2 separate regions of the Homo sapiens genome follow, and region 1 is linked to region 2. Evidence: chromatin loops called from intact Hi-C (ENCODE). Cell type or tissue: OCI-LY7. All regions are shown on one strand. Links, peaks and the distances in the headings refer to the core of each region. The heading gives the core; the rest is flanking DNA. Region 1 has its middle 280 kb from the start of GRASLND. Region 2 overlaps RNF144A (ring finger protein 144A).

Region 1 (11,436 bases), core at 1,846-9,845, 170 kb before region 2:
GCTCAGCTGCTGCATCAGAGCATGTAAACTCAACGCGGGGTCTTCTGGCCTATATTCTTGGTAAGAACTCTGGCCACTTTTTTTTTTTTTTTTTTTTGCATGACTCTCAGTAGACTTAGCTCTCATTATCTGCATAAGAAGATTCCATAGCAAGTCTTTAGGGCTAAATTTGGGGAGAAATTAGGGGAAGGGGTAGCTGCCATCATAGTGTACTGAAAAATGTTGGCATGAAAAATTTAGTAGCCTTGGAAGATTCAGTGGAATGCTTCTTTGCTGTGGGTGTATACAGCTTGTTAGCCCAAGTTCTGTCTGAACCCAGATGGCCAGGTTGAAATGAAACATGAGATTGGCAAGAGCTCTTCTTCCGTTTGGTGCAACTGTATTGCTATGTATACAGGGAGATTTATGGCTTCCTCTGATGGGCCAACATGTTTACACCTTTCCAAAAGAAGATTCTTTAGAGACAGCCAACAGAGAGTGCTTTAATGATGGCACACACGACAGTGGGCTTCTGAAACCTCCACTGCCCCGGCCCCTGAGGCCTGTCAGCTCTGCAGTTGGCTGGTGTGGCTCTGCTCCCACAGACGGGATTGGGCAGAGAGGCGGTGGGAGTGGGAGGAAGCACGGAGATCTGCTACCTGGAGCTTCCCCAGCTGTCAGCAGATGAAGTGGCCTGATGCAGCGTAGGGCCATGGGGACTGGTTGGAACCATGCAGTGGCCAGGCTCGAATTGCAAAGCTGAAGTTTCTCTGCTGTCTTCTTCTTTTTATTTCATCCTTAACAGTGGGGCCAGTTTTCTGTGTCTAAATACACACATGCTAACTGGGGAGCAGGGACAGGGGGAAGAGAGGACTTTGCATATTCAAAATAATGACAATAAAATGCACCGCAATGTATTTAACCAAAGGAAATCATTGAGATGCTCAAAGACCGTCATATGGTGGAGGGAGAATTCTGTTTTTCCCTAGAAGTCAGTAAACGCACTGATTTGGAGAGAGGATAAAGATTTCTTCATAAAATAAAAAACAGACTCTCCAAAAGGGAAGTTTTACTGGATGAAATCAACAGCACTGTGAGGCGGTGAGTTCCGTGACTGCCTGGCAAGCCTTCTAAGGAGGCCAAGTTATCCTTTCCACGGGCCCTGCAGCCAGGACTCTTGCACTAAGTAGAACATTGAGGTCAAAATGCAATGCAGGCTCAATGACTCCACAGGCGTCTGCGAGTAGAAAGTGAGTGAGACACAGGCCTCATCAACATGGAGCCTGGTGCCTTGCTATAGCACTTGGAGCACAGCCCGTGAGTTCAGCATTGTGGTTACCAGTGCAGACTCAGTAATGCAGCAGGAACCGCCCGCGTTTGTAGAGTACATCCCCTGTGCCACTCACATCATCCCCTGTGCCACTCACATCCCCTGTGCCACTCAGCACTTAGGATGCACTGCGTCATAGGCTCCTGACACTGTGGCTCATACTTAACATCTATTAAGGTTACAGAATAGCAGGCAGAGGACCTGGGATTTGATTCAGGTTGTATGACCCCAAAACACGCTCTAATCACTTTCCTAGACAGCCCATTAGAAGCATCCTTTAACCACAGACTGAACGATCTTTTCCAAGGTCCTATGTTCTGTAACTTACCCGGCAGAGAAGCAGCCAGAAGCTGCCTTCTTACATGAGACTAAGTGCAGCTATTTAATGAAGATGACTTGGGCGTCTAGCGTAGGTTAGCAGGTACCTAGTCTATGAAGACACGGAAGATAGTGGTTTCTCTCACGGGAGCTCAGACGGCAGAAACTACAAATGGCCCCGTTACAGGCCGGGCATGGACCAGGGGTCATTTGTAGTCTGATTCAATCTTCATATCGCACCCACTGTGTAGCTCTTACCATCCATTTTGATGTAAAGATGCTGAGTCTCCAAACATTGAACTAAATGTTGTAGGATTATGACTAAAGAATGGAGCAGAGATTTGCATCTAGGCTCTAGCTAGGACCCGTGTTTCAGCTCGCAGCTCACCTCACAAGCACGTGTATGTCAAGAGCAAAAGAAGATTCCATTGCAGAAGGATTTGGGGAAATTCGAAAAGTCCTGAGTGTAGAAACACCCCTCATTATTTTACAGCAGACCTGGTGCTGATGGGTGAACATGTCACTTGTGAGCTATAACCCAGGGTCATCACCGCTGTCCGTGAGGCTGACTTTGCAGCAGCTGGATGGAGCCAGAAGCAATGAAGTTTCCTGCTTGTCCCCAGCTGACAACGGGGGCACCAGCCTTTTAGTCTCCCCTTCCCAGAGAAGCAGTCTTGGCCAGTGCCTTGGAAACAGGAAGCTCCCCACTCCATGACTGCCCATAGAGCCTGCACAGATGGAGGAGTTTCCTCATCCTTCTGAATGATCTCACAGCCAATTGGCTTGACTCTGCCTAAAAAGCCAAACGTGTATTTTCTGGGAATCACTATAATGTGTTCTCTGCTGAGTATCGCCGGGGAACTATGATAAGAAGGTGTCTGCCACTTTCAGTGATTACATCCCACAGGGTGGAGTCCGAGTCAGCCTCATCATAATCGCTGATATTTGCTCCCCAAGTTGTAGTCTACAAGGAGCTTTAGCAGGTCTTGCCCGAGCAGATTTCCCAACATCCTAGGAAGTTGGATGGACAGCTATCATCTCACTTTATGGTTGAGGCAATGTTGTGGTAAAGTTTGCAAGTGACTTCCTTAGTTAGTTAAAGACACAGCAAGGGTTTGTATCCCATTTTGATGATGTAAGAGGCCTTTTCATACATTGTCACACCAAATACCAGGTAATCATGCCTTGTGCTGAATAAACAACAACAACAAAATATCGGGGTTTCCACTGCCTTCCTTTCTGTTGCATCTGAGTTTCTGGAACTTTATGCTATTGTGTTTGAGCATCCCCTTAGTTAGGGTTATGAAGATGAATTCCACAGGAGAGGAGGCACAAAGGAAGCCCAGCTGTGTGCCTGAACCCCTGGGAGTCCTTCCTTGCGTGTCCTCCCGTGTTGATTGGTGTGGAGAGCAGCATGCCTCTGGCACAGTGCAGTGCATCAATTTTCCTGGCCACGCTGTAGCCTGCACTCACGCCTGCCACAAGCTTAGCTATTCACGGATTCCTCCGTGTCTCATGGCCGTCCTTGCTGATGGACTGCGAACATGGTGTACTGTCCTCTCTGCTTGGCCATAGCAGCTAGCCACAAGGGGATGACTTATCTGTACTAAACCAAGATGGAAAGGGATGGATTCAGAGAAGCTTCTATCCCCTAAGAGAGCATGCCTGAAGGACAGGCATGTTCTGAAAGATAAGAGAGCACCAGCCGGTCAGAACGGAAGATGTTCTGTGGCTGGGGCACAGATTGCAGGGGCGATGGCAGGATGGGGTTGGCCATATGAGTAGGGCCTGGTCTGCTGTGGGAAGGAGCTTGGAATCTGAAGAGGCATGGACAGTTGGTGAACACTGTCAATACGACTTATATAGTGAATACAAGGAAACATAAGAAGGAGTCCTCCTGTCCTCATCTGTAAAATGGAGCTGATATTGGTGGCACCCCATCAGGCTGCCATGGTGACTCAGGGAGGTGGTGAGATAGTTGCACAGAGCAGCTGGGATGTCCCCACATGTGGTGATGCCTCATCCACGGGAGTTCAGTGGAGGCACACTGTGAGCTGGATCCTGTTTTATTTACTCCTCCCAACTGTGTGCAGAAGTTCTTTTATAATAGCTCCACTTCGCAAATGAAAAAAAAATGATGATCAAACAGCTAAGGACAGTTGACTTTGTCAGCATTACACGTGTATACATCTGTCTACAATTAAAGTATTAGCTCCATAAGAAAAAAAAGGGCCACGTTTTCCCTGTCAGCCTCTTCCCTAACACCCACACCCCCACAGTGATTAGGACCTAGAAATCACATCATTTCTTTCATCAACCAAAATATAATGAATAAAAATAAAATAGCAGGGACAATGAACATACTAATGATTTTTTATTGTTTCAGGCTTGGTGCTTGGCACAAGAAATACAAAATGTAATGTTTGTGCTGGGCTCGGTGGCTCACACCTGTAATATCAGCACTTTGGGAGGCTGAGGCAGGTGGATCACTTGAGCTCAGGAGTTCAAGACCAGCCTGGGCAACTTCGTGAAACTCCGCCTCTACTAAAAATAAAAAATAAAAAAACTTAGCCAGGCACGTTGGCACACATCTGTGGTCACAGCTACCCAGAAGGGTGAGGTGGGAGGATCACTTGAACCCAGGCGGTGGAGGTCGCAGTGAGTCCAGATCATGTCACTGCACTCCAGCCTGGGTGAGAGAGTGAGACCCTGTCTCAAAAATAAATAAATAAATAAATAAAAACAATGTTAAGGACATCAAAATCTAGTAATTAAAAGTGATTTATAATTGTAATCCCTGCTCTGGGGTTGAGGGTTACATATTTTTTAGCCTTTCCTCAATTTTATATCTGTCTGTCACAAATTAATGACTAATATCACACCCAGCACAAAGTAAGCCTAAATTTTGGTTTCCATTTTTTCCTTTTGCATTTGAGAAGATATTGAAACAAAAACAATAACTAACCATAATAGTTTCATTTCATCTTATAAATCACTTGCAAATGTTTTCTTTGCAGAAACACTACTTGTTTATATACTGAAACATACTAGAGATGGTCTTATTCAATCTATTCAGCTACTGAGTAGAATTTCAGGGCAGCAAAATGCACTGATTCTATTGGGTGTAAGGATAAATAAAAACCTTTTTTTTTCTGTCCTTCTCTGTCTTTCTAAGGCAACAAATAAATCTGTTTCAGAGCTGATTTTATCCTAAGTTCTTTCTAGCGCCCTTCCCTTTGCAGAAATGTTGTATTAGTCAATGGAACCTGACATTTATATTCATCACTATTCTTTTATGAACAACTCCATGTGTTTTGCTTGCATTTCTCTAAGTTTCTACCCTTAGCTGAGCGGGTCCATATATCAAGAGTAATGTCAACCAGCACGACATCCAACAATCACACTCTGACTCCAAGACTTTTGTAAACAGTCCGTTTTTAAATAAAACCTAAGTTTTAAGGTGAAAGGTTTACTTATAATTTACATGCTATTATCTTAAAAATATAGCTTCAACTTTTAGCAAAAATTAATTGCTTTGTAAATCCTGATTTTCAGAAGCTGTGACATCTCTTCTAGTGTGATGACTGGCCTCTTCCATGATAGAATGGAGAATTTTGTAAGAAGTATGTTTGATTCTCAAGTGGGAAACCTTTGAGTACACGCAGGTCATATCACAGAACAAAGAAACAAATTTAGGCAATTCCAAATTTAGGCGGTGACACTTTCCTACATAGAACTCTTTGTTTAAATATTATTTATGCATCAAGGATTAGCTCATTTCAAGATAAAGTCACTGTTTTCCTCTCCCTTTGGGACTAATAAAATAAAACCTTATTAAATAAAAAGTAATTGACAAATAATTCCTGAGAGCATCAGAGCCACCAACTTGTTTTCCAAAACAGAAAAAACAGTGCTTACATTATTTTATTCTTGTGATGCTATCTTAACTTTGGGGGGGGGAAGGTTAAATTATTCTGAAAGCTATGAACCATCTACATATTTATTCTTTTTAAAGGTTCTGTGGTGTGTTAGCATCTGTATTGCCAGAAAACAAAATTTTCTTCAAAGTTATTCTTGGGCAGGCCTGGGACTCAACCCATATGTCTCACAGTTAGTTGCAGCACAAGGCTTTAATTTATGAGGCTTGTTCCAAACTCGTCTGCAGTGTTACTTGGTTCGGTGAATGTGTTGCGCCACCTATTGGTGGGCCCTCAGAAGTTCACTTTTCATTATTAGACGATAACATGTTTTAAGCATTTCATAAAAATCATGTTTTTTGAGGGTCTTCAAGATTTCAGAGTATCAGGGTGAAGATGAACAAAATATTACTTTCATTAAATTATTTTCTCTACAGTAACTGAAAAGGCATTATTTTTCCACGTAAGTCCTTAGACCGGATGAATTAGTAGAGAGAGACAAAGAAGTATTTTTTCATCCGCCCTAGACTTCTCTTAAAATACCTTTGCTGGCTTTTCTTCTGAGCCGTCTCTTAGGGAGATCAAATACACGTCTGTGCATCGGCTCGTAAAGAAGGAGAAGAACACCATGATGGCCTAAGAAAAAAATAATCACATAAAAGAGTGAGAATCAGGCTCGACTATTTTCTTTCACCATTTGTGGAGATACATACAATTTGAAGACTCAAAATCCCTTGTGGATAGAAGCCGAGGGAGAATTTCACAGTACATAATTTTCAAACAACAAATATCTTTCAGAAAACACCTATACCTTATTATAGCCTTCCTAAAACCACCCTGGCCTTGCTCTCTTACAGACTGCTTTTTCCTCCCCGAAATACTAAATAACTGAAAGCATCAAACTGCAGAAAAGGTTGAAGTTTTGTGCTTTTCATGAAGATTAGGGGAAAATCAACGCAAGCAAAAATGCTATTTCCAGTGATGTTGAGTACCTTGATTCATATCTTCCTTTGTGTCTTTAGAAGAAAAATATCACAGGTGTATACATATGTCCCAACTCATCAAATGTATATATTAAATATGTGCAATTTGTTGTTTTTCAATTATACATCAATAAAGCTTTTAAAAAAATCTGGAATTGGATAAGACAGAGAAAGTACTTTTAGCATTTTCTGTTAATACATCTCCCCAAATAATCACCATTTTCTTCCTTTTTTAATCCTTAGTATAACAAAGGGCAGTTGGGCAGCTATTGATGGGGAAACTCAGCAGTCAACTGGCTTGTAAATTAGAATCTGTGGTTGTAAAAACGGATTTGTATATCACGGGGAGTGGGGAGTGTGTCTGCCTTGTAAATTTAATTAAACAGCAGGTGCAAAAATCAGGTCGTATGGCTTTGATGTGCCCCGTGCGAGGATGACAACTAGACAATGATTCTAATATGAAGAAATTTGCATACATTTGCATTGGATAGCAGAGAGCACTGAGCTCTCACCACTTTCATATTTTATTTCTAGGAAGTTGAATAAGATTTGAACGAGCACTTTCTATTTAGGCATTGCAGAAAAATACAAGCAAGGTTTTAGCAGGAACACAGAAGACCATGTGGACTGAAGCTAAGCTTTCCTGACACACACTTCGAAACACAACCACCCTTGCTGAAAAATACAGAATGCCTAGAAATGGAAAAAAAAAATAGAGAGCAAGGAAGGAAGAAAAAAATGTATTGTATTTCTGGGTTTTAAATCTTTCACAGAGAGTGTAACGTTGATTAAGATCTTCCTTCCTGGGGCTCTATCCTGGGGTGTCACACCATTCTCTGTTTCCACAGTCAGCACTATACATTCAGAAATGATAAAGATTGGAAAAAAGACTTTTCCCATACAGCAAATTGCATTTGATATAAATAGTTTTTTTTTAAATAATGTATTTTCCTGACTTATGGGATAGGCCATATTTTTGATAACAGCAAACTGGAGTTTAGTATAAACATCATTCTTCTGCTCCTTGCGATTTCTTGCTCAGGTATTAGAACACAGTAAATAAACAGTCACTACGAGAACCCAGCATTATTTTTAAGGTGCTGTAGGCACCGTACCTAGCACAGAGGTGCTGTAAAATAGCACTAAAGAAAGAGGCTCCAGATAATTAATCTGCAAGACCCTGATACTCAAGAGTACCCTCTTGTATAATTTTATTCCTTTACAGGTTCCCAGCTCCTCATCAAGAATCATTCTGGCCTCTTTACTCACAGCCACTCTGCATCTCAGTGTCTGGAGTTTCTGGTTCTGAGACCGTAAGAGATTGATCCCCAGTTCTGTAGCACCCTTCTCCTGAGTGGAGCCAGTGTTCTCTCAAGCATAGCAGAGTTGGGTATTCAACTATAAATCCTACCGATCTTTAGGGATGCTAAAAGATCCAACGTCGGAAGAAAAGATGAAACTGGGTTGTCTGCAAATTTGCTTTGACTATTATTTATTGAAACCAAATTCTACTATTATGTATATTTAGGAGACTTCAGACAAGTCAGCTTGTAAATGCACAATTATTTAATTATAACATCATATAACTTATTCTTTGTTCTAATTAACTTGCTAAAAGTCATAAATGTGATAAAAATATCTTATAATACTTAGGAAGGAGGAAAACCTGTTTTGTATTTTTAATCTTAAAGTGCATTTTTCAAACATTCTGTATTCTAATTGGGCATTGAGTTACTTGTCTTCCCCCTTGGGTTGCCAACTCCATGAAGACAGGAACTACTTCATTTTGTAACTACAGTGTCCTTAGTATTTAATCCAGTGTCCAGCATATGGTAGGAGTTGCTAAATATGGTTGACTAATTGAAATAGTGAAAAACTAAGTGAAGATCAAGTATAGGTGCCTAGGCTGTGAAGAGACAGCATGCGCCAGGTGCTAAGAAAAGGTCCTGGTCGTTAGGACGTACATGGTCTGATAGGACGCAGAGACACAGACTCAAAGCAGGACTATGCACAGACATGTGATTCCAGGTTCCAGTGTTTTGTTGAGGAAAGAGAAGGCATTGTGAGGCCCATCATATGAGTAAGTGCGATCAACAGCGACTGCTTGGTAAAGGTTGCTATGGTCCTTATGCAATGGTCATTAATGGTCCTTAAAGTCTTGAAAGGAGATGCCTCCCTGTAATTCAGCTTGCTATTGTCAACCACATTTTCAGGATGGAAGGAAAGGCCAGACAGATATCCAAGTGTCACAGACTAGCTAAGTGTGTCTGTTCAGATTTAGTGGCTCCTCCCATGAGGTCTCTCCTCAACCCTAACAATGTTGAATTTAGCTAGCTGCTGGACGATGGTTGTTTATTGTCCATCTCTACAATGAAGTTATGGGCCCCTTGATGACAGGAACTATATATTCTCAATGCCTAACATAGAACCTGGCACAGAAAACATGCACATCAGTGATTGTCCAGTGAATACCTGGATTCAAGTCATGATAGCAATGGATAAAAAAATGTCCTCTCAAACCCAGGATTATGCAGTATGTAACCACAGGAGACTCTTTTCAACCCAACCCAGCCTTTCTTCTTGGAATAAGAAAGTATGCCACATGCAGCAAGCTATGCCCTCCTCTAAATAGCATTGCTTCACTGCTCACTCTCTTCTGTGCTCCTGATCGTATCACACATATCTCCATCATGGGAGCATTGTTGTGTTTGGCTTCTATGTCAGTCTCTCATATTTAATTGCAACACTGTAGAAAACAGGTATGGGTATTATCTGTCTTTGTGCCCTCAGCACCTTGTATAAAATCTAACACCTGCTAGATGATTAATAAATGTTGGTTGAATTAGTTAAATAAATTAAATGTGAATGACTCAATAGGCAAACATGTCATATTGCTTTGCTTTTCATGTGGGGATCCTGAAGAAGAACATAATCAGAACTTCTCACCCAATACTTACTGTACTGTAAATCCACTCAAATGGATTTCAGGTAGGTCAACAGTCCAGTTATCAGGGCCATCAGGAGGCTGTGCATCCAGGGGTGGCCTCTGTTGGAGAATCTGCTCTTTCCCTTGCAAATGTCTGCACACATATCATTATCTATGTCTGCCATTACCCAAGGACAAGGTCAGAAACTCCTGAAGGAGGCTTTTTTTCCTCAAGATTGCTAACTGAAAAAGAATAATATGAACTTACTATTATTTCTTCCCAGATGCAAACTCTTTCCGCACGCTGGCTTCTGCACCATGCAAAACATTTGATGTATTAAAACTACAGCTTGTCCTGGTTACACAAGTGCCCTCTCCAGTCAGTGAGCCACTGCCTAGAGAAAAAACTCACATCTTTACATAAGGAAGAAAAAGAAGCATCACACAACCTTCAGTTCTTGGTCTAGCAAGCAGCTCTCTTAAGAACCTAAAACTGACTTCTGAATGTAAAGCAAATACTATGATATTCGTTCTGAATTATTGCCACAATGAAATGGTTGGAGAAAATCTGTATCATAAAAAGTTTTACTGTTCTTCTTGAAGGATGACTTTCTTTCAAGCTGAAAACAACAACATCATTGACAAGTTTTACTTCTCAGAATATTCCAAATCCTGAGACTTCTGCATAATTCATAGCAAGCCAGCAGACAGACATGTTTGGAGTCTCAATTTTCTCATGCGCCTAATAGAAGGTGGTTGCAAAGACTGTAATATGCAAGAAAATTTTGAGAAAGTATCCAGGAGTGTTTGGTTTAGACTTCCCCTAAAACATCCATGGGCAGCAAAGTGCCTTGTAAAAAGTAGGTGCTCTGAATGGTTGGATGGACAGATGGATAGATGGATGGATGGGTGGGTGGATGGATGGATGGATGGATGGTTGGATGGATGGATAGTTGGGTAGATGGATGTGTGCATGATGGATGGATGGATGGATGGATGGATGGATGATTGGATGGATGGATGGTTGGGTAGATGGATGTGTGCATGATGAATGGATGGATGGATGGATGGATGGATGATTGGATGGATGGATGGTTGGGTAGATGGATGTGTGCATGATGAATGGATGGATGGATGGATGGATGGATGGTTGGATGGATGGTTGGGTAGATGGATGTGTGCATGATGAATGGATGGATGGATGGATGGATGGTTGGGTAGATGGATGTGTGCATGATGGATGGATGGATGGATGGATGGATGGATGGATGGTTGGGTAGATGGATGTGTGCATGATGAATGGATGGATGGATGGATGGATGGATGGATGGATGGTTGGATGGATGGATGAATGGATGGATTTGTATCCTCTGATTCTCTTTGTGTTTCTGCTCTCCTTTCCAGTGTTGAACAAGTCCCCTTGACCTTCCTTCAGATGGCACAATAAAATCCAAGCTGAGCAGCCTTTAACATTGATCTCAGTCCCATCTTAAGGGCAGCCTACTCATTACAGCTGGCCACCTGATGCTTCCCAGACCCTTGGGAGGCTGGAGTGACATCTGGAAAGCACTTTAAAGATCTTGCATTTGGGTCCTTTTCACTGGAACAGTAGAGAAAATATATATTGTGAATCACAGACATTGATGTTAGCTGCAAAATTTCTCAGTGGAGGCTCAGGCAATTATGAGAGTCTTTAGTGCGACAGATCCTAATGAGCTGAAGAGCTAGTGAATTTCCAAGGGTGAAGACAGATTTTGAAGAAAGAATCTGATACTCCAAAGAATTCTGCTGGGGTCTCGCGACGCTAATGCTACTCCGTCTTCCTTGCCAAACACTTGGTTTGACAGCTGCATTTCTCAAGATGCCTTATCATACAACTGTGTTCACACTGAACATTTCTTTTTATCCTGTGTGTAACGATCTCATGAGAAGGCAATTACTATTCAGGCTCATTGTCTTCAAGATGACTATTACTCTTCACAA
Region 2 (11,436 bases), core at 2,062-10,061:
TTCATTTTGTTTATTTTCATAAGGGCTTAGGTTAATTATCAGAAATAAACAAGCTTTGGTATTTTTTAAAGAGAACTTCATGAAGCTTTACACATGCAAAATGTTTTCCCTTGATGATCTCCTTGTGATTTATATATATACACAGGTGTGCTCACTAATAAATGAGAATCTGAGACACACACACAAAGCCCATCCTGGATCCTTTCAATCCCCTAATTTTTAAAGACTACCAAGAAAAAAATGTTTTTTTAATTTGTAAAATGACTTCTAACTTTTGCAATACAAATGAAAACAATAAACTCATCTTGAAGTAATTTTTGCATCTCTGATAGTCCCTCCCACAGGTCCTGTGTTCTAATCAGGAACTGGCCTGTGCCCTAAACTGGTTTTATGGAATAATATGTTGTCAAGATCATTTGTTCCCCTTTAAGAAAATAGGCCGGGTGGGGTGGCTCAGGCCTGTAATTCCAGCACTTTGGGAAGCCGAGGTGGGCAGATCACCTGAGGTCAGGAGTTTGAGAGTAGCCTGGCCAACATGGTGAAACCCCGTCTCTACTGAAAATACAAAAATTAGCTGGGTGAGGTGGTGGGTGCCTGTAATCCCAGCTACTTGGGAGGCTGAGGCAGGAGAATCGCTTGAACCCGGGAGGCAGAGCTTGCAGTGAGCCGAGATCCTGTCATTGTACTCCAGCTTGGGGGACAAAAGCGAAACTCCGTCTCAAAAAGAAAAAAAAAGAAAGAAAATGCCAGAGGTGGCAGATGTTGGTTCCTCTGTCCACAGCTACTCCTATGAGTTGAGGAGGAAGAACTAATTTGGACAGTTATTCCTGCAATCCGATGCTTTATCTCAGATCCTAAGTCAGTCTCTGCTACGTGGACATCTATGGTGACTGCATCTTTGCAAGGTGCTGACCTCCTATGAGGCTGCAAGCTCATCTGGCTGGGCTATGGACTACACAGCAGAGCCAGACTGAGAGGTCAGGCATTTCCAGCAAAACCTCCAAATGTGGTCAGTTACTCAAGGGCCTCAGAGAAGCCACAGGTCCACTGGGCTAAGGCCAGTCCTCACTGGCCACCCACCCTGGGCGGCAGTACAGCAGCCATGGTTGTCTAAGGGCCTTCGCCCCTTACTCCCCAGGATTAAAGGCCTCTTAGTGAACACATGCCATATGCTTCTGGGGCTTGCAGTGAACACCATCTGTAAGAGTGAATGCCATTTTTCAATGGAGACAAATTATGCCGCTTCACAGGAATAAGTCCGTCCACTCAACGCAGAACTCCCCAGGTTTTACTGGGGAATGATGGCAAGATCAAAGTCCAAACCCAGGGCCATCTGCCTGTGTGCTATTTCCATTTTACATCAAGCAGGGTTCATACTGTATTCCCATCAAAGATAAGTCTGGCACTCCTTACTAAAACAGAAGGAAATGCGAGTTTATGTATCTCAGAGTGATCTTGCTGGTATTTATATAGGAAATGGACAATTTTAATTTTATATCTAGATCAAAATGAGGAAACTGAGGCATGCTTCATACAAAAAGTCAGAGCCAGTAGGTGCCAATTTGACTGCCCCTGGCTGGCCCCAGAATCTCTGTGGTCCCTATCTGGGTTGAACTACGTGCTTGTGAAACACATCAGAGGTGAAGGCACAAGGATGGCTGGGGCTACAGATGTGCATGACTGGGCCAGAGACTCTTCCAACAGAACAGCCTGTCCCTCTAGAAATAAGGTCATCTGAGCTCTAGCCCTGGGGATGCAGCCTTTCCAAAGGCTCTGACTCTCATCCTAAGGACGGGGGTGCTACTGTGTGGGCTCATGCGATGGGCAGCAGCAATTTCAGGCAGGAAGGATGAGCATATGGTGGAGGCGTGTCCTGTGGGCCACTGGACACAGGGCCACAGGCCTCCCATGTGTGCTGGGCATGTTAAAGGGCAGTGGCTGGACAGCTGCATCCACATATCACAGGCTGAGGGCTCAAGCCCAGCCAATGACTCCCGCGTGGAGTTGCCACCCACCTCCAGAAAAGCTATTCTAACAGTAGACACCATCACAGCACCACAAACGACAGAGAGCCACAGCCCAGGTTCCATCCAGAAAGGGAGTCGCAGGCATGTTCTTACTGAGTTACTAAACTTGCAATTACAAGGAGAGCTTTTTGAATGTAATTTTGACACACAGGGATTTTCTAAATGGCTTCGGGTTCATAAGGAAAATCAACATGACAGGTGAAGAGTGAGGTGACGCTGTTTTTTCTAACGAATTCAATGTTAGGAAATAAGAAATAAATTTCCAACCAGGGAAAGTAAACTAGGACCTGAGACTGATACTCAAATGCAGAAGTCAAACACACACAAAGCAACATTTTAAAAATGTGCTTGTGATGGGCAAATAACTGAGATAAAAGGATTTTGTTTTACTTCTTTATAGAATGTTTAACAAGATTTTTAAAATCCCACTGTAATATAGCTACAATATTTGCCTGTTATTTTTAGAAGTTTTAAATTCAATGCAGTTTGCTTTGTAAAAGCACCTGTGGCTTTTAGAAGTAAATTCTCTTTAAAGAATACACTTTCTCCACTTTTCAAAGTCAATTGGTGGAATAATGTGTATGTGTCCTTATTAATCCCTGCATCCTGCTGCCATGGAAATGGTCACAGACAGCCCTGTAAAAGATCAAGTGGTAAAATCCCCACGTTAAAACGAAGTGAAATGGGAGGTTCTTTTCCCCAACAAGAGCAAAACGGTTAGCAACAGGACTTGGAACTGTGTAAGATATATGATTTCTCAAAATGACTAGAACATTTTAAAAATGTGAAAATCTGGCAGGCTCTTCCCTAGCCCCCAGAGTCCTCCAGCCTCTGCCAAGAGGCCCCTACATCTGCGGATCAATGAGGCTGCTTTCTTCTTACTGTCTATCTGAAGACTGAGGCCAGAGGCCAGACGGCAGCAATTCGGAGGAGAACCATTGCCGAGCAAAGCAGTGGGATTGAATACAATAAAAAGCGTTTTCTGCTACCTGGGAGAGAAGGGATGAGGCCCATGAGCTGAGCTGAATCACCAAAGAGAGAAAACAACAAAAGGCAAATCTAATGGAGATGAGATGTTCCTTTAAACACGTCAATATTATCAAGGAAATGCAACAATATAGGAAGCACACTTATAACAGTACACAGCTTACAGCGTTCAAAAAGTTACTACAGCAAGTTTCAAGAAAAACACAAAGAGTGCATAAGGCTTTCTAAATCTCCTGAAAAGTCGTTTAACTATAACTTCTTAAAATGCACATTTCAAGAAAGGCATAGGATGGTTTATATGCACCTTGTTGATTTTCACTACTCAGTTGGAAAAAAAATACCTTCTAAAAAGGATTTTACTAAATGCCATTAGTAATAAAAACAGTTGTCATAAACAGAGTGCTTCTCTCAAGCTGGAATAATCAGATTCTGTCTGAAGAGAGTGGCAGTCCTTAAAAGACTTCTCTGACAACATGGTGCCATCTAGAAGCCAAGGAGCAGAAAGTCTCTTAGGCCATCCCCAGACATGCCTAGTCTACCACAGAGAGAAAGCTGCCTGGTGCACTTCTCACAGCACCTCCCTGTCATCTGCAGAGATTGATCTGTGGGGATGTGCGCTACCCACACCTGCCTCCCCTCCCCACCACACCTGGGGCCTCAGCGAACATTGTGACATAGGTCCCTGAAATCACGGCGTCCAGCCTGACACTGTGAAGCTCAATGGGGCACATAAGGCAAGAAAGATGTTTAGTGAAGGGGGGACGGTGGGGAGGGTTGGGGGAGAGCCACACTTCCCGGAGGCAGGGATGTGTTCCAGCATCGCGCTTCCTCTAGGTGGGTAACGGGTCGTCGTCACCTTTACTGCACTTGCACTTGCAGCAAAGTACAAAGGGAGTGGCCAGGAGTAGGAAAGGTGAGGCCACCAAGAGCAGCAGCCCAAATCCTGCAAAAATGCCCACAACCTGGAAGAAAGAAACAAAGGGGTAGAGGTAAGGAGGGCTGGTCTGTAGGTTCCAGAGCTAAAGTGTAAACCACACAACCAGCTACCCATCCATCCATCCATCCATCCACCCAACCATCCATCTATCCATCCATCCATCTACCCATCTAGTCATCATCTACTCATTCATCCATTAACCATCATATATCTCTCTATCCATCCATCCACCTACCCATCCATCTATCCATCCATCCATCTACCCATCTAACCATCATCTACCCATTCATCCATTAACCATCATACATCTCTCTATCCATCCATCCACCTACCCATCCATCTATCCATCCATCCATCTACCCATCTAACCATCATCTACCCATTCATCCATTAACCATCATCCATCTCTCCATCCATCCACCTACCCATCCATCTATCCATCCATCCATCTACCCATCTAGTCATCATCTACCCATTCATCCATTAACCATCATCCATCTCTCTATCCATCCATCCACCTACCCATCCATCTATCCATCCATCCATCTACCCATCTAACCATCATCTACCCATTCATCCATTAACCATCATACATCTCTCTCTCCATCCATCCACCTACCCATCCATCTATCTACTCATCCACCCATCCATTTACCCATCCATCCAACCATCCACCCACCCATCAATACCTAGCCATCACCCACGCATCTATCCATCTAACCATCATCCATCTATCCATCCACTCTCATCCATCTATCCATCCATCCATCATCCATGCATCCATCCACCCATTCACCCACTCACCCACCCATCTCTTTATTCATCCACCTATCCACCCATCTACCCATCCATCCACCCATCCACCCATCTATCCATCTAACCATCATCCATCTGCCCATCAATTCACCAGTCTATACCCTTCCATTCATATACCCACCATCTACCCACCCACCCACTCATCTGCCCACTATATATCCATCCACCGACTATACATTCTTCCCTTCATTTTTCCCTCATTCTTCTTTTCCACCTCTTCCTTTCCCTTCCTTCTCTCTCTCCACCCTTTTCCATCTAAACACCCAAACATCCATACATCTATATATCCTATTAACTAACAAGTTTCCTCTCAGCAGCCACCCTGACCCAGACACTGCACTTGACACTGCAAATACAGAGGTGCATACATCTTGGCCCTCGAGGAACACCCTGTCTGGCAGAAAAAGACCAAGATCTAATCAACTGATAACAAGACATTCTACAGAAACTGCCATCAGGTTCCAGGGGTGCAGCCCCACACACCCCCGCCATGTGAGTGACAGACACCATTTGCTAGGGGAAAGGAGGGTTTCCAATGGCAGGTGGCTGAGATAATGGAGACAAGCAGGTTGTTACTACAGAAGAAAGACTGGAATAGTGCATTTCCGACGAGAAAACAGAAAAGACACAGGCATGGTGCATCAGAGAATGACCTGGCCCCCTGTCCTTCCTGGAGTCTAAAGCCCAATACTGACTGTTACGTATTTTGATTTTTGCTTGAAAACATGTTTATCCCTAGTTATGAGTAAAGGCCAAAAGAAATAAGCCTCAAATGCAGACATGCCATCATCTGAGTCAGGCGGCATGGCTGGTCAAAGAGGCACAGAGCCTGCTTTCCAGCCGGCCTCGCCATTCACAGAGTCCCAACCCAGGCAGGCAGCCTGCAGAAATGAGAGCGAGGACAGGGCTAGACCGCCACCTAGTGTTCAGTGTGGCCAGTAAATGCAAGCACCAGCACATGGTTCTCATTCCAACTCAGCCTTCACTTCTCCCTGGGTCTGTTTTCTCATCTATAAAATAAACAAATGAAGTAAAAGATCTTTACGGGCCATTATCAGCCCTAAAATATGAGACTCTACTAAAGCATCCCAGATGTGTGGAACAAAGTATACCTCGACTGAGATTTCTCCTGAAAATCAACACCAACACATGCACACGTACGTGCATACGTGTATAAATTAGATTGCATTTAATAAATTATGCCACATTGCATTTATACATTGGATTGTGCTAATGCTGGGAATCCATGCCTGCTGCCCAGCTGGCTACGTTCATTTGTCTGAACAACATATCAACGGTGGAACTACCCAGTGTGAATTCAGGTTGTGCTTTACTGAAATCACGTGCACGCTGATATGCAGAAGGCATAAAACATGCAGTAAGCTCTACCCTATTTGAAGGGAAATTTTGAGCAACCTCGACTACCTGGCACACAACTGTCAGTCTTGAAAGAGCCACACATTCTTTGCAGTCAAAATAATGCCAAAATCCTGGACCAAATGATCACATTCTTAGCCAATCACACACCATCTTCGCTTTTCACTCAGTCTACCTCGTCTCTAAATTTGCCTGCTGTTTGAGAAGCCGGGTTACCCAACGTATTGCCAATTGGTGACAGGCAGATGCAGGTACTGCCAGTTACGCAGCCAGCAGTAAAAAATGAGACAGGAAGCAAATATCACAAAGCAAAAAGAACCACTGTGTGTGTGTGCTGTGGATGTGTGTCAGATACTTGATCACAGAAGGCAGAGGGATGGGTAAACAGTTTCAGGCTCCAGAGAGAATCTGTACAGCACAGCTTCGTTCGTACTGGCAAACCCTAAGATTTAAAGGAACAGTTACCCCTTCCCATGAAGTTTCTTAGATGTGTGCTACTTAAAGCCAGAACACTCTTTCTGCAAACCATTCTAAGTTCCCATGCACAGCCCGGCACCTCTCATAATCAATGTCCGACCCAGGTTTATGGGACGAGCCAGTTGAAACTGACAAGGTTCTGAATGGCTGCCCCCAGAGAATTCTTGTACAAACCACATTCAAGGGCTTGGAAAACTAAGCCAAAATCTGAGATCTGGTAAGGTGAATGGAACACTATTAATTCACTGAAACTAGGTAACTGAAGGTGGCACAGACAAGTTCAGAATCACAGTATCATATTTGATCCCTGGATTATAATCCAGTCTAATTTTCTCATTTCACAGATGCAAAATCTATACCCAAAAAGCTATTCCAGAGGTCCAATATTTGTTTAAAACAGACAGAGCTTAGCATCCTGGTGTAAGTACAAGAGATAGATCGTGCCTATTTCACTGATCTCAGTGAGAAATACCCTTAGAACAGTCACTGCATGTGGCTTCCAGGACATAAGCATTTCTGGAAGGAACACCTGGTCCTTCGGCTCAGTCTCTGAAACTATCACTGTGCACCCCTCCACGGATGCATGTGAATACAGAAGATCAGTAATCAGCTGGCTTTCGTAAATACCATCCTTTGGCTAAAAATGAGCTCTTTATCAAAGATGGACTGGGGTAAAGAAAGTTTCCTTTCACTTCTCAGAAGAGAAGGAAGAGCTGGTTTTGGGTAAGATTCTCCCTTGTCAGATGCTGATGTCCTAAGGAAGTAAGGTTACTCTAGAGAAAATGAAATGCTCCTCCACACGATGGCTGATTTCTGGGATAGCGCTGGAAAAAGGCCGGCAAGCACTTCATGCAATCGTGTGCACAGCGAATGCACAGGAGGGCAGATGGACAGGGCACAGGTGCGGCTCACAGCACCCACACTCACTCCAGCAACCGCACAGTCAGTCCCACGTGAGACATCTGCCCACCGTGCGGTCTTGCATTCGCGGCCACTCTGCTGGTTTTCATGCTCATTTACTTTAACAGGAGACTCTGCTATACTGAATAAAAAATGTATCACTTGCGATGAAACAAACTGTACAATAACTTTATGCAACAAAGACAATTCTTCCTTTACAGCACTGTTTTCCGTTTGACAAGAGTGCCAGGTAAGATGCAAGTGGCATATAAAACCTCTGCTCCCGTAAAAAATAATGAAAGCAGCCTGCAATCTCAAAGAGACACGTTGGAATTCCCCCAAATCTCTTAGAATAATCTTACTGAGCTTCACATCTAAAGGAGGAAGAACTGGGGAGAAGGAACCTTTCAAAATGACCCTGAAAGTTGGGAATCACAGGACACTGAATTCAGGGCATGTTCTGAGTGCTCCTGAGGTTTGAGTGGAGCAAGCCCCTATGTGACAGAGAAATGTGTCCCCAGGGAGCCAATGAAACCTGACTTGGGCAAGAAGTTCTAACCCACAGCAGGGTCAGTGACAGAGGGTGGCCCAGCTGACCCATTTGTAGGACGGGAAAGCAATTTGGTGGGTCAAGATGAGGACTTTAGTAAACAGAGCAGAACAGAAAATGCAGGAGCACAGAGTGGGGAAGTTATGTCGATGTGGGTGTGCACAGGGATGTTTTATGGGTTACAAGGTACTACACTGGTACATGTCTCCCTGTGGGCTGCAGTCAAGTAAGATTCCAAAGACGCTGCTCAGCACGTGCTGTGGCCTGGGCTCTTTAGAGACACGTAACGGGAGAAGCAGGAGCTGGAGCAAAGCCTTAAAAATGGATGGGAGGGATATAGCTTGACAGGGAGAAGGAACAAAACAGGGCAAGAGAGAGACACAGGAGTGGAGAAGGCAGAACAGCAGGCCATCCTGAGCGGGCTCCTCTGAGGCCACAAGGCTGGCAGATTCTGCTTTGCAGAGATGAAGATGACAAGGGAGGCCAAATGTGGAGGACCAAGAGGCTCAGCAGAAGTCTTCAGGTTATGCCCCGTCTGAGCATTTTATTCTGCTGCTCTAAAACCTTCTCTGGCTCCCTAGTGCCATACAGACTTAAGTCTACAGCAAGACACCACACCCTCTCCAAGGCCAATCACGACTCTGCCCCTAACTTCCCATCAGCTGCACTCCCGAAGGCTCCCCAGCCGGCCCCAGAGTGTCCCATTCTGTGCCTCCGCTCACACTGTCCTCTCCTCCTTCAAAGCACTTTCTGCAACATCCAGTATTTAGGACTTTTATGGTCTGATTCAGGTGCCACTCATTTCATACTATTTTTCTTGAATATTCCAGCTTGTTGAATTATCAAGAAATAATTCTTGGCTTCTAATGTCTCACCCTGCCTTGCGATCTTATGAGTTTCCCACAGCCTGGCAGGTGCACGTGCCACAAAGGCACCTGGTGCTACCAGGTGTCCTTCACAGCACTGCACTTGGGAGCACGCTCAGTGCCGTAGCAGCCCGGAGGAAGGACAGGGCAGGGGAGATGCCGGAAGCCTGAAAACTAGGCAGGAGGTGGCAGAAGCGAGCTCTTTACACGGACTCATTTCCAAAAGGCAGACAGAGATGAGTCCGAGCAAAGCTGGGGCTCCTAAGGAGGGTGGGCGTCCACTCAAACGGCTGCACGCTGTCGCTTGCTACAGCTTGACACTCCTGGCTGCTCTGTTTCCCCAAACACTATCGCTCCAAGTCTCACCGCACTTTTGTGAACTTTTTTTTTTTTTTTGAGACAGAGTCTTGCTCTGTCGCCCAGGCTGGAGTGCAGTGGCACGATCTTGGATCACTGCAACTTCTGCCTTCAAAGAAAGGAAGAACTATTAGGTGTCATTAGAGAGGTGGTGTTACTCCTGTCCCTCCCTAGGAGAAACAAAAACAGTTCTTCCTGTCTTTGAATGGGGACGAACAAGCTCCAAGTCATCCACTTCCACCTTCTCCTCACCAGGAGCAGAACCAGAAAATAAAGCAGCTCTCATGGCTCCTGGGACGGGGACACAGCAACCCTTTGCTCCCTGCCCGGCCCCTGTGAAGTTCCCCACGTGTAGAAAGCCGCCGAAGGCACGAGGACCATTAGCCCTGTGGAGAGGGCTGCGAGTCAACACCCACGGCCAAACGGGTCATTCGCGATTTTGCCCGTGCACTACTTCCAAAGATAACTGTGCCCCAGGCACAGGACCAGTGCCAAAGAGGTTACAAAGATGAGCAAAACAGGTCCCTGCTCCCAAGAGCACTTTTCTGTATCCTAAGAGATAAGACCCAGATGAGCACTGGGCTATGACCAGAGTGGGGTGGGTCCACATGGGAGGGAGGGCTCTTCTTGGATGACAGTCACACACAAGAGACTTCACGGAGGAGGTCACACCTGGATTGGGCCACAGAGAAGGTTAGAATGTGGATGTGCAGAGCTGGGCAGGAACAGGAGAAGTAGAGGAAGAGAGTGATGAAGACCAAGCTGGCAGCAACGGCCAGGGCAAAGGAGAGAGGCAGGGAAAGCACGGGCGCTGCAGGCCAAAGTTCAGAGTGAGCCTGGAGGAGCAGGGAAGATGCGGCTGCCAAGACCCATGCTCAGGCTCTCCCAGGTTCCAAGACCAGTGGGCCTTTGGCAGCTCCAGGGCACGATGGCGTGAGGATATCTGACTGCCAGCCCCAGCTGAGGCCCAAGCCAGCAGCCAGATCAAGCACCAGAAGCATGGGGCACGGGCCTGCAGGGGCTCCTGCCCAGCTTCAGAGCTGCCCCGGCTGATGCCACGTGGGCCGCACATGGGCTGGCTTGGCTGAGCCCTGTTCACACCACAGATTCCAGAGCAAAATACATGTGAGGATGGTAAGCCTGAGTATGTGGGAGGCTTGGCACCCAGCAACAGCCAGCCAGAGTCCCTGTGGAAAGCACCTGCTCTCACCTGGAACTCACCTTCTCTACAGGGAAACTGCCAGAGTTGGGCAATGGTTTCCGAGTTCTCACCAAGCTCTGACTCAGTTTCTGCCAAGGTGCACACAACAGCATCCACTCACACGGTGGCTGTGCAAATGCCGGGTCCCCCGAGTCAGCACCCAGTCACCCCCTACCTACAGCCCAGGGAAAACCAAGTACAGAAGAGGAATGCAGCCTCCTGGCAGTTTCTATGCTGCGTGGGGAGGGGGGTGTAGGTGTTGTTATGGGTTGAATCCTGTCCTCACAAAACAATATATTGAAGTTCTAGCCCCCTAGTATCTCAGAATGTGACCTTCTTTGGAAACAGGGTCTCTGTAGATGCAATCAAGTTACCATGAGGTGATTAGCGTGGGCCTCGATCCCATACCACTGATGTCCTGATAGAAAGGGGGGATTTGGACAATGATGGAAGACGAGGTGGAGACGCACAGGGAAGAGGCAGCCGGAGGAAGACGGAGGATTGCAGTGACGCATCGATCTGTCCAGGAATGCCGCAGATGGCTGGCGAACCACAGAAGCTGGACAAGGCCGGAGGGACTCTCCTACAGGTTTCAGAGCAGGCAGGGCCCTGCTGACACCTCGATTTCAGAATTCTGAGCTCCAGGACTGAGCCAATACATTTCTGCTGTTCTGAGCCACCCAGTCTGCAGCGCTTTGTCACAGCAGCCAGAGCAGAGCTGCAAGGGGCGCGGATTCGAGCAGAGCTGCAAGGGGCGCGGATTCCAGCAGAGCTGCAAGGGGCGCGGATTCCAGCAGAGCTGCAAGGGGCGCGGATTCCAGCAGAGCTGCAAGGGGCGCGGATTCCAGCAGAGCTGCAAGGGGCGCGGATTCCAGCAGAGCTGCAAGGGGCGCGGATTCCAGCAGAGCTGCAAGGGGCGTGGATTCAAGCCGTGCCGGGCC

Evidence for each region. A loop is a pair of places that touch in the nucleus more often than their neighbours do. Peaks named below come from ENCODE experiments on the same cell type or tissue, not always from the same donor. Only the 100,000 strongest peaks of a DNase experiment are listed, where the experiment ranks them.
Region 1: a loop joins it to region 2, with 5 times the contacts of the local background. A loop is called at or near these places in 2 of 110 quality-filtered maps.

What each region holds. Positions count from the first base shown.
Region 1 is chr2:7,197,532-7,208,967 of GRCh38, reverse strand. No RefSeq gene overlaps it. Among named protein-coding and RNA genes, the nearest start is that of GRASLND, 280 kb to the right of the region's middle. In OCI-LY7, for the core only: CTCF peaks have their summits at 5,636 and 5,838 (motif pointing left); a DNase peak (open chromatin) is centred at 5,807.
Region 2 is chr2:7,032,169-7,043,604 of GRCh38, reverse strand. It overlaps RNF144A (ring finger protein 144A), which reads right to left. Exons shown (of 9, transcript NM_014746.6): 9 at 1-3,976. The coding sequence ends at 3,845. Among named protein-coding and RNA genes, the nearest start is that of GRASLND, 120 kb to the right of the region's middle. RefSeq lists an enhancer at 5,553-5,847. In OCI-LY7, for the core only: CTCF peaks have their summits at 5,475 and 5,694 (motif pointing left); a DNase peak (open chromatin) is centred at 5,664.